Linked DNA regions of Mus musculus: region 1 is linked to region 2. A link is a loop called in an ENCODE intact Hi-C map of the cell type or tissue named here. Cell type or tissue: left cerebral cortex. All regions are shown on one strand.

Region 1 (5,000 bases), 760 kb after region 2:
CCCAAATGCCAGGAGCACAAAGTTTCTCCCTCCTCTGGAAAAGAGACCAGAGTGGTGCTATGGGGAAACCTGAGGGCTAGGGTCTAGCTGTCTGAGACCTCAGCCCAGGCCTGCTGATGAGCTCAAGAGAACCAAGCTCTAAGTTTCTTATAAAATGAAAGTACCCATGCTTTTGGATTTAAGCCTCCTCCGACACTTCACGTTCCTGTAGCTATATGCACCCCTCATTTCCTCTTAGGGCTAGCTTGTCTTTGGTGGAAGCTCTTTGCTGAGTTTCTCTAACCTTGCATCTAGGAGCTAACATATAAGGCAGCCACCTTGTCATAAGGTCCTCCAACAAGATCCTCCCAGAGTCAGAAAGCCACATACATGATCAGCACCAAGACTAAGGAATTCCTTTGCTTTTGAACACTCACTCATGAGATTTATCCAAAACAACAGATTCACCAGATAGGCAGCCAGAGAAAGGGGACTGGGCAAGTGGACCCCTTCCCTGGTAGCTGGCATTGTGGGAATCTTCAGAGCTCATCTCCTGGAGGTGAAGGACACTGGTGAATTTGAATCCCAAGTGTTACATACAAAGGGCAGGTCTCAGTAGCCACCCCACAGTGAAGGAGTGAAAGGCCAGAAAACAGTCGCAGGACCTCAAAGGTACAGTCTGCTTTATGCCAAGGGATAACTCAGACTTTCAGTGGCTTATGTAGCCCAGACCCTATAGATAGCTCGTGAACCTTCATCTGTCTGGCATGCATACTTTATATGACTGTATTATTAATTAGTTATCAATGCACAAAATGATGTGAGAAACAGGAAGCAGAAAATATATATGTGAAAACATTGGACAGAGTTAAACACAGCAACACTGTAGGAAAGTATGAAGGAGAGCCTGTCACGCTAACATTCATCTCTAATCTGTAAGTCACGGTCTTAACCTTTCTGCTTTAAGTAGTAGGAGAAAGAAAATATATTTTTCTTACACATGTCACAGCTACGTGTGGGATACTGGCCATACACGCAGCTTCAAACTCATTATACACACCAAATCCATGAACCAACGAATGTGGAAACCAACTCTCTGCTGTAAAATACTCTTGCAAACTATTTAATAATAAACGACATTTTTATGGTCACAAAATGTATTCTAACAATAATATCCCCCACTGTGAGAAGCAGCCACCACGCTTCAGAAACAATGCTCTCCATGTTTGAGATTTGGTTGCCCAGAACGAAGTATTTTCCCTTTTGTGGCTGGAATTCTGATAACAGCAGCCAGGGTGGACAGGGAGCATGTGAGATCAGAAGTAAACACTGGTCCAAAGGGAACTGAGAGCGGGCTCCCTCTGTGCTGCCTCAGCCAGGTTTCATTTCACAGGATTAATGAGAGGGCATTCCCCGGTAAATATCAAGGGCTTCCTTCCCAAAGTCGCACAGACTCAGCAAACACTCAGCACTGTGCTCATTAACGTCTGTCAATCACTTGAGTTGGTGGGCTCAGGGTTATGCCATGCCCTCCCAGAGAGTCTTGACCACAGACGATGCCTGAGCTGTCACTCTCCTCACAGAAGCAGATACTCTCTGCTCTACCTTCAGAGAAGCAGGGCAGTGTTGCAGATAACAGGGCCACCAGTGCAGCAAGAGGAGACAGTAGTGTCGGCTTCTACATGTGCAAGTATCAGATGAAGCCAGGACTCTCTTCCCTGCCTAAGGTCACATAGTCGTGGGGCCAGCCAATCAGTCAGCATAGTCCCAAGGTTTTCTCCAAACCCTGGACTGGTGATATATGTGTAGAATGGATGATTCCTGGGGTTTAGCCAAGGAAACCATGTCACCTTGGCAACTTCCAGAGCAGTTTTTCATTAGGGCCTTGGGGAGTCCATGACACCAATGTGGATCTCATTCTGGGAAGCTGGGTATGTGTAGCAGGGAAAAGCATCCCTCAGCCAATGGCATGCACATAGGAGCTTATGATGGCTGTCGAGTCAATCCCAACGATAGCATAACATCTCATGGCCGCATTTCCTGGGTGCTGCCCATTGGCCTCGTGAGCTTGAATTTCAGATCTGAATTACAAAGTATCTGCGTTTCTGTAAAAATCAGCCTATTCTGAAGTATGATGAAGTTTGTGCCACTTAATAAATGTGAGGTGCCCAGAGGAAGAAGGCCTGGCCCAGCAAAGACCTTCAGATACCACAGAAGCACAGTCTAGACTGCTTGGAAAGTTCTAGGCCAGTGATCTAAAAAAACAAAGTAAACGTCCCTGAGGAATCAGATGACAGCCAAGGTTGTATGTGTTCTGATACACACACATGCACACACACACATACACACACACACACATAAAACACATACACATAACACACACATACACACCATACACACACACAAACACACATACCACACAGACACACACACCACATGCACAAACACATACACACCACACGCACATACACATCACACCACAGACACACGCACACACAAACACACATACCACACAGACACACACCACTTACACAAATACACACACAGCACACACACACACACACATACACACACACCACACATACACATACACACCACACACACCACACATACACATACACACCACACACACACACATACACACTACACACCACACACACACACACCACCCACCACACACACACCACCACACACACACACACACACACACTGGGAGAAGATGACCCTCAGCACTGTTTCCCAAAGCAAAGCCAGAGGCTCTGTGAGGAAGACTAAACCCCAGGTATGGCTGGACACCTGAATCTGTCTTATTTATTCTAAAGACATCGGAAGTGAAAAAGTGCTGACTGCTGAGCATAACACTGTTCCTTCTGTGTGCTCATCAACAGGAACCTGGAAGGATGCCTCCAGCACTGCTGGTCTCCTGGAGGCACGCATAGTGAGGGAAGAATGGGTCTGGGGTCTGGAACACTGCGTCCTGAATGCCCTTCACGTGCAAAGAGGACGTGTGGAACGGAATTCTCTTCAGCGCAATCTGTCTCTGCCTGGTGTATAAATAGCATTTGTACAAACACTGGTCTACATAAACTCAACAAGAGGAACAATAAAAAACAGGCTCAGATCGATGCCCTGAAAACCGTGCTGGATAAATAGGAGGCTCAGCTCCATGTGCTGACTCAGACCTTGGCTGCTTACTGTGGACAGCTAATAAATGGTTATTAATAAGAGCGGTGAGAACAGCCAGTCGCCGTTTACTCCTGCAACGCAATTAGCTTTCACAGCAGGGTAGGGTGCACGTCGGAACAGTAGCCTTCCGCCTTCGCTCATGCTCCCGACACAGAGCAGCCAGACAGCAGTGGACACAGAAGTCACCCTGCGTCTTGCTTTGTGCCTCTGTATTATAACTCAGTTCCACTCTGGGCCCCAGCTGCTGCTTTGGATGGAAGGGGTGGATGCTGCGTTAATGTCTCTTTGGGACATTGATGCTCCTACCTGCATAACCACGGATTAATAAACAGCACCGCACGAACTGCTTGCCCACGGCCCACCTTAAGATATATATCTCCCCTAGTACTTGGGGGAGGGGGTTAAGGGTGGAGCAATGGGGTGAGGAGGGAGGGTGGAAGGGAGAGTCTCCTCCATTTTTAGTCCCCAGGAGGTCTCTGGAAAGGGCACACAAAAGAGGTTGGGAGAGGAAAAGGACATAGACAAAAGAGCTTAGAGAGAAGGCATGAGACAGTGTGAGACTGCAGATGCTGACAGGGGTGGAGTGGACAGGGGGTTATACAGCCAGAGTCCATCCCTAAGGAAGAGGAAGAAGACACTTCAAACAGCAAGGAAGGGTGTTCAGCAAGACACAGTGGCTGAAGAAAAGAGAGGGAAGTTTACCAGGTCCAACTCTGGAAAGCCCACTGAAACACTGTGGGCTAGCCTCTGGCTTTCCCCACTCACCAGCCCAAGGAGTCAGGAAGCTCTTTGCAATGTTATACCTCCAAGGTATTCCCCTGCCCCAGACTCAGAAGGCCCACACCCTGCTTGCTTTCTGTCTGATTGTACCTTGCCTCGGGCAGCATCTGTGCTCCTGACTTAGGGCTATGATTGGCACAAACAAAGGTGAAGGCAGCCTGGAAAGGTAGAGACTGGCCAAAGTCTGTCTGTTTCTGCTACCAGGAGGAGGCCTGGAGGACAGAATACCTCTGCCCTCCCTTGCACTCCGTGAGCCATGGGCTGCTGCGTGAACACAATGCATGTGGAAGACCCTAGGCTGGGCACCTGCTGTGTTTCTTTTCATTTCCATGTGTGTATGTGTGTTGTACATGTGTGTGTGTGTGTGTGTGTGTGTGTGTGTGTGTGTGTGTGTGTTCGCACGCGCGTGCATGTGTGCACATGCGCGCACGCATGCTCACATGTGTATAGGTGCATGAGTGTGCAGGTTGATGTCCACGTATGTTGATTGTGTGGAGACTGAGGCTGGCATGGGGAGTCTTCTCTGACTGTTCTCTACCTCATTCACTGAGACATAAACTATCGTGCTAGGCAGCTTGCCCTGAAATCTCCCGTCAACCTTGTGAGACGGACCAGCCACAGCACAGACTAGGCATTCGGCATTCCAGTCCTCAGGCCTGTTGACCCCCACTGTGTTTCTCCTCAAGCCCCCGCATGAAGCTTTTCACTCCCCCAAACCTTCACAGACACTGCTCCTGAATCTGTCATAAACAGCCTTTGCCCAAGTCAGGTTGAGAGTACCATCCCCAAACACACCTCAGACCTGGACATGGCTCCCTGCAGAGGAGTCCTCCTGTCCTCACACAGTACGAAGCCACCTTAACTGCTGGTCAGGGAGGGAGGGAGGCATCAGGAAGTGAGATGATCGGGAAATCCCCAGGAATCAACTGCAGGAGCAAAAGGACCAATGCACAACTGGGGCAGAAGCAAGAGGACCAAGTGCTGAGGAGGCACCTGCACACAGAAGGGATGGAGAAGGGGCTCAGCTGAACCTGAGAAGACCAACAATGTGGCAG
Region 2 (5,000 bases):
TTTATGTTTACTAGTTAGAAAAATAAAACAGATGGAAAATCATAAAACAAACTAGTCAATGAAAACTAGAAAACACTTCAGGACACTGGAATAGATGGGTTTTGGGGAGATTGCTGGCTTTTTTTTTTCTTATCAGATCTCAAAAACATAGGCAAGCAAAACACAATAACTTATAATAGGGATCACATCAAAGTCAACTATGTAGCAATGACACAGCCTGAAGAAATGACCTACAGAATGGAAGGCCTCACCTACAAGTGCATCAATCCCGGCTAAATATGAAGAGCATGCAAGGAAGTAAGAAGGTGGCATCCAAGTAAAGAGTTTCTTTTCTCGTTGCTAAGATAAACACTAGATATGAAGCAACTTGGGAGAGGGGGGATATTTCTACGGCAATCCAAAGGGGCACCGTCCACTGTGGTGGGGAAGGCATAGCGGCAGGAGGGTGAAGTATCTGGCCACATTGCATGCACAACCAGTAAGCAAAGGTTGCTGAAGGCATATGATTAGCTCATAACTCCTTATTCATTCTGAGCCCCCAGCTCATGGAAATGGTGCCAACCGTACATAGAGTGGGTCTTAGCATCTCAGCTGACCTCATTAATCTATATCCCACATAGACACGCCTAGAGATCGGTCTCCATGGTGACTCTGAATCCCATCAAATGGACAATCAAGATTAATCATTACACCCATTAAAAATGGGCAAGCCGCCCAAACAGATGTCTCTCAGAAGGTGTGGGAATGTCTGATAGATACACGATAAAATGGTCACTACTAATCGCCAGAAAAATGTAGGTCAAAGTCAAAGGAAGCTGTCTCTCACTCCATCCCAATATATGTGTCTATTGCCAGTGAAACCGGATGATAGGGTAATGAGTGTGGCTTGAAATCAACATTCCGGTAAGGATGTTCTTAAAGCTTGAGACCATTCCTGGGGAATATGCCCCCCCTCCCCCAAATAAAAATGGAATCAGCCTATTGCAAAGACAGCTGCACCCTCTGGTCCACAGTTCCATTTACGGTGACCAGGAGCTACAAACAAGCCCAAGCATCCACCAGCTGATCAGCTGATGTGCAAAGAAACTATATGCATATGAGAGAATAGGATGTATGCTCAAAGAATCGTGTTGCTGTGACTGGATAAAACTGGATGTTGTGTTAAGTGAACTTAGGTGCAGAAAAACCAAGTTCCATGATGTCCTGTGGGGCATAGAAAAGCTGCTTATATAAGCTGAGAGTAAAGTGATGATGGGCAGAGAGGAGAGTCTGTGGGGTGCTGCTGCTCAGCACGTAACTGACTACCAATGATGACAGGGTATGTGTCTGACTTATCCCAAACATTGTACAGTTTACACTCACGCCACACTTTCTCATACATGGGGATACCTTAAAAATTAAATCTAAAATAGTAAGCAAACCCTCAAATTAGAATTGGGTCCAGCTGCTGGTACTTTGAAATGCAAACACATTCCTTATGAGATGCTAGGAGGCAAGTTTGCAGAAGAAGCAAGTGTTTGATGCTGGCTGCAGAGCCACCTCTGAGGTGGTTGCTGTGTATCCACTGCAGAATAGAGATGGTGAAGTGTGGCTTAAGCAAACAGTATCCACTCAGAATGTGCCCAACAGGCATGTCATAAATCTACTAAGGAAACCTATAGGGCCCTCCTTCCTGGCCCTTTCGTTTTGCATTTGTAGAGAATGGAGTTCAACCCTCATCACATCAGCCATGGTCCAGAGTCATATTTCTCTGTTTGTGACACTTGTTTGATAATGAGAAAAATAAAATTTCTGGGTCTTGCTATGATTTTGTGTAACTTTAAGTTTTATTATCCCTTTTAGGATTTTATATAGCACTTGCAGCCTCCCTCTCCTTCACCACCCCCAACACACAGTGCCTTATTCTCTGCATTTTAACTGGTGTGCGCCTCTCTAAGAGTCTCCGTTACTTCCTTAATTAACGGTGAGAGTGTCACTCACCTGGACAGATGCAGAACAGATAAAAGACATGTTGGCTTAGGAAGCAGCAATAGTGGCTCTCCTCTCAGCTCTGGCCTCTCCAGCTATGGGTTGGCTAGCTGCACAGAGCCAGGCATGGATGGATTCCTACCTATTGAGTGGGCCTTGGTCCAACTAGACAACTGTTCCCTCAGTTGATAACACCTGCAATGCAACCCCTAAACTTAAGTCTGGCAACTCACTTTTAAAGAGGAACCTTGGTGAGGCATGGGAAATTAAGCAAGATAAAAATCCAGAAAGCAATCCCTCTTTCACGTTTCCTCCAGCTCTTTACATGTGTATCCCCCTTTAAAGGCACATCCCTGTAAAGGCACACACCCTTTAAAGGCACACCCTCTTAAAAGCCTATCCCCTTTAAATGCGTACCCCCTTTAAAAGTATACCTCCTTTAAAGGCACTCAAGAAAACAAAAACAAAAGCAAAAAAAAAAAAACCAATCCATCTGGCAGTATTTCAGTTTTTCACAAGTTCTACGTCATGTCCTGTTCATTCAAACTCTACAGTATGGCTGAGCTCTTGCACAGAAAGGACTTTGTGTAGACATATAAAGACTTTGTGTAGACAGAACCCTCAAGACAGAGATCCCGGTGCCTGGCCACCCAAGGCTTTTATTTTCTTTAGTTTTGCATTGTTATTGGTAGTTCCTACAAGCCTTTTTAGTGGAAAATCTGCCTTGGCAACCTAGACTTCCCAGCAGGGGGCACTCTGCACCTTGGTCTGGAGGCCACCACTGAGAACACATTAGGAAACAAAAGGTCCTTCAGACAATCTACCTCCATTGTCGTCCTCCTTCCCCTATCTCTTATGCATCTGTTTGCTGTGTTGGGGGTCAAACCCAGAGCCTTTCCCATGTTAGGAAAGAGTCCACTGCTGTGGCCAGGTGTAGATGATGTGAAGAATTTCTTCAGAAGTAAAGCAGATATGACCAGGCCTCTAAGGATCCAGGGAGGGACCTCAGAGGTAGCATTGAGACTTTAGATGTCTCTTTAAGCATGGTTACAGTGTGGCTTCCTTGGAATTCTCACAGACAGTGGCTTGGATGGTTCAGGTGCAGAATGAGTTGGAGACAGGCCTCTGACCTCATGCTCGTATGTAGCAAAGTCGTAGCAAGACAGGTCAACCACAATAGTTTTTGAGACATAGTCCCACTCTGTAGCCCAGGCTGTGCTTGAAGTCACTGTGTAGTCCAGGTTGGTCTCCTACTCATTCCTTCTGTGCCTCCTCAGCGGACTAAGGGTATGAGCTGCCTCACAAGGCTGTCAATAGTCTTTAATAATTGTCATTCAAAACATCGTGTGAGCCTTAACACTCAGAAGGAATACAAAGTCCTGAAGGAATAGTCATTGTCCCATTGCACAGGGAGAGTCTGACATTGTGGCATCTCACAGAACTAGCAAGTATCCTACCAGAATGGGAAAGTTTAGGTTGCTTTGCTTTGCCTTAACTTTGGTTTGTGTCTGTTGACTGTGAGTGAGGGTGAGCCAGGGTCCGGTTCATACAGAGTATCACAGCACACCTCATTAACTATTGAAGTTGCTTCAGGCTGTAGTTCAATGACCCTCTCAACTTCGCTGCAGGAGAGAGAATGCAAACTCTCTTCTAACCAAGTAATACAACCCCTCTGTCTTCCTCAGGGCAGATTGTTGTCCTACACCTGCTTCTAGAGCCTGAGGCGTGAGCAGACTACAACTTGGTGGCAGCAGAGTCTCTTAAAAGGCACTTGCTGCAGAGCTCGCTTTCTGGGCCTCACAACCTGTTCACCAAAGGCAAGATGTGTTTCCAGGGCCCACATCTGGGCATTTCAGGTAACTGAACAAGGCTAGGCGAACAGGTGTGGAGAGGCTTGTGGCTTGCTTGGCAGCTGGCTCCTCCATCTTCTGGAGACAGAAAGATGCTATTTATTCTGCCCAGGTAAGTGGATTTGGGCTGACCACAGGAAGCAAATTGGTTCCATAAAGACAAGAGCATGGTCTGTTTGCTTGTCTTAGGTCCTGCACACAGCCCAGCTGTGTGAAACATCACTGTAGCATATGAGCTAGAGGAGTGAGAGACGGGACACAGACAATGTCTGTCTGTCAATACAGAAATCACCCTTTTGATGCATTCTGCTCAGAACCCCACCATGTGTGCCACTCCTGAGGTGTGTCCTTCCCCTACAGAAGATGACTTCCATCTCAAAATAGATGATACCTCATCTCGCAGGATCCCTGTGTAATTTCAGAAGTGAGTCAGCACGTTGCTTCTAAATTAACTCAGTCTCACACAGATTTAGTCAATCAAAGATTCACTCACAAGATCCCAAGCAATAGTTAAATAACAATGTCTAGTCATCTGAGATAATTATTTCTTCTCAGTAATTAGTTTCAAATTAGAAATCAAGGTGGAGATTTTTATTGTTTGAATTATTTGAAGTTGAATGTGGATAATAGAGTTTGTAGAAATGATACATTTTTTAAATTTAGTCTTACTTTTCTAGCAACGTGACTCATTGGTGGAGATTGGCCTGGCATTCATTCACAAGGCCCAGGGCATGTCCTCAGCACTGCTAAAGAGATAGATAGGTAAATAATAGCCATCTGCATTCATCTTAACACTTACAGATCCTTCAATACAGATTGCGTAGAAATCATGTCAACACTTCATTTTTCTCCCGCTGTGATGGAGGAGTGGCCTGAAAATGGACTAGCACTGCCCCTTCTGTTCTGCACAGCAGACCTGGTGATGGAGAGGCTCCTCAGCTAACACGTTGGGCCTCATCTCTTACCCTGAGTCTGAATGTGCACAGTTAACATGGCCATGTGGTGGTATGAACAACATGGTTGACAGCAGGACTGACAGGCAGAGGAGGAGGGATTCCCACCGAGATTCCATGCAACACTGAGTACCAGATGGTAATTGTGCCCTGCATAGGTGAACTGGCAGAAAGTAAAGGAGTTTCTTAGAGGTGAGAAAGGACAGGGAAGGGGTGACCACAGAGGGAG

The links. Peaks named below come from ENCODE experiments on the same cell type or tissue, not always from the same donor. Only the 100,000 strongest peaks of a DNase experiment are listed, where the experiment ranks them.
Region 1: a loop joins it to region 2, with 3 times the contacts of the local background. A loop is called at or near these places in 3 of 42 quality-filtered maps.

What each region holds. Positions count from the first base shown.
Region 1 is chr13:69,822,313-69,827,312 of GRCm38, reverse strand. No RefSeq gene overlaps it. Among named protein-coding and RNA genes, the nearest start is that of Med10, 15 kb to the right of the region's middle. In left cerebral cortex, no CTCF peak of the experiment used is centred here; a DNase peak (open chromatin) is centred at 3,105.
Region 2 is chr13:70,580,432-70,585,431 of GRCm38, reverse strand. No RefSeq gene overlaps it. Among named protein-coding and RNA genes, the nearest start is that of Gm36267, 8.6 kb to the right of the region's middle. In left cerebral cortex, CTCF peaks have their summits at 2,688 (motif pointing right) and 3,700; DNase peaks (open chromatin) are centred at 720, 2,715, 3,765 and 4,114.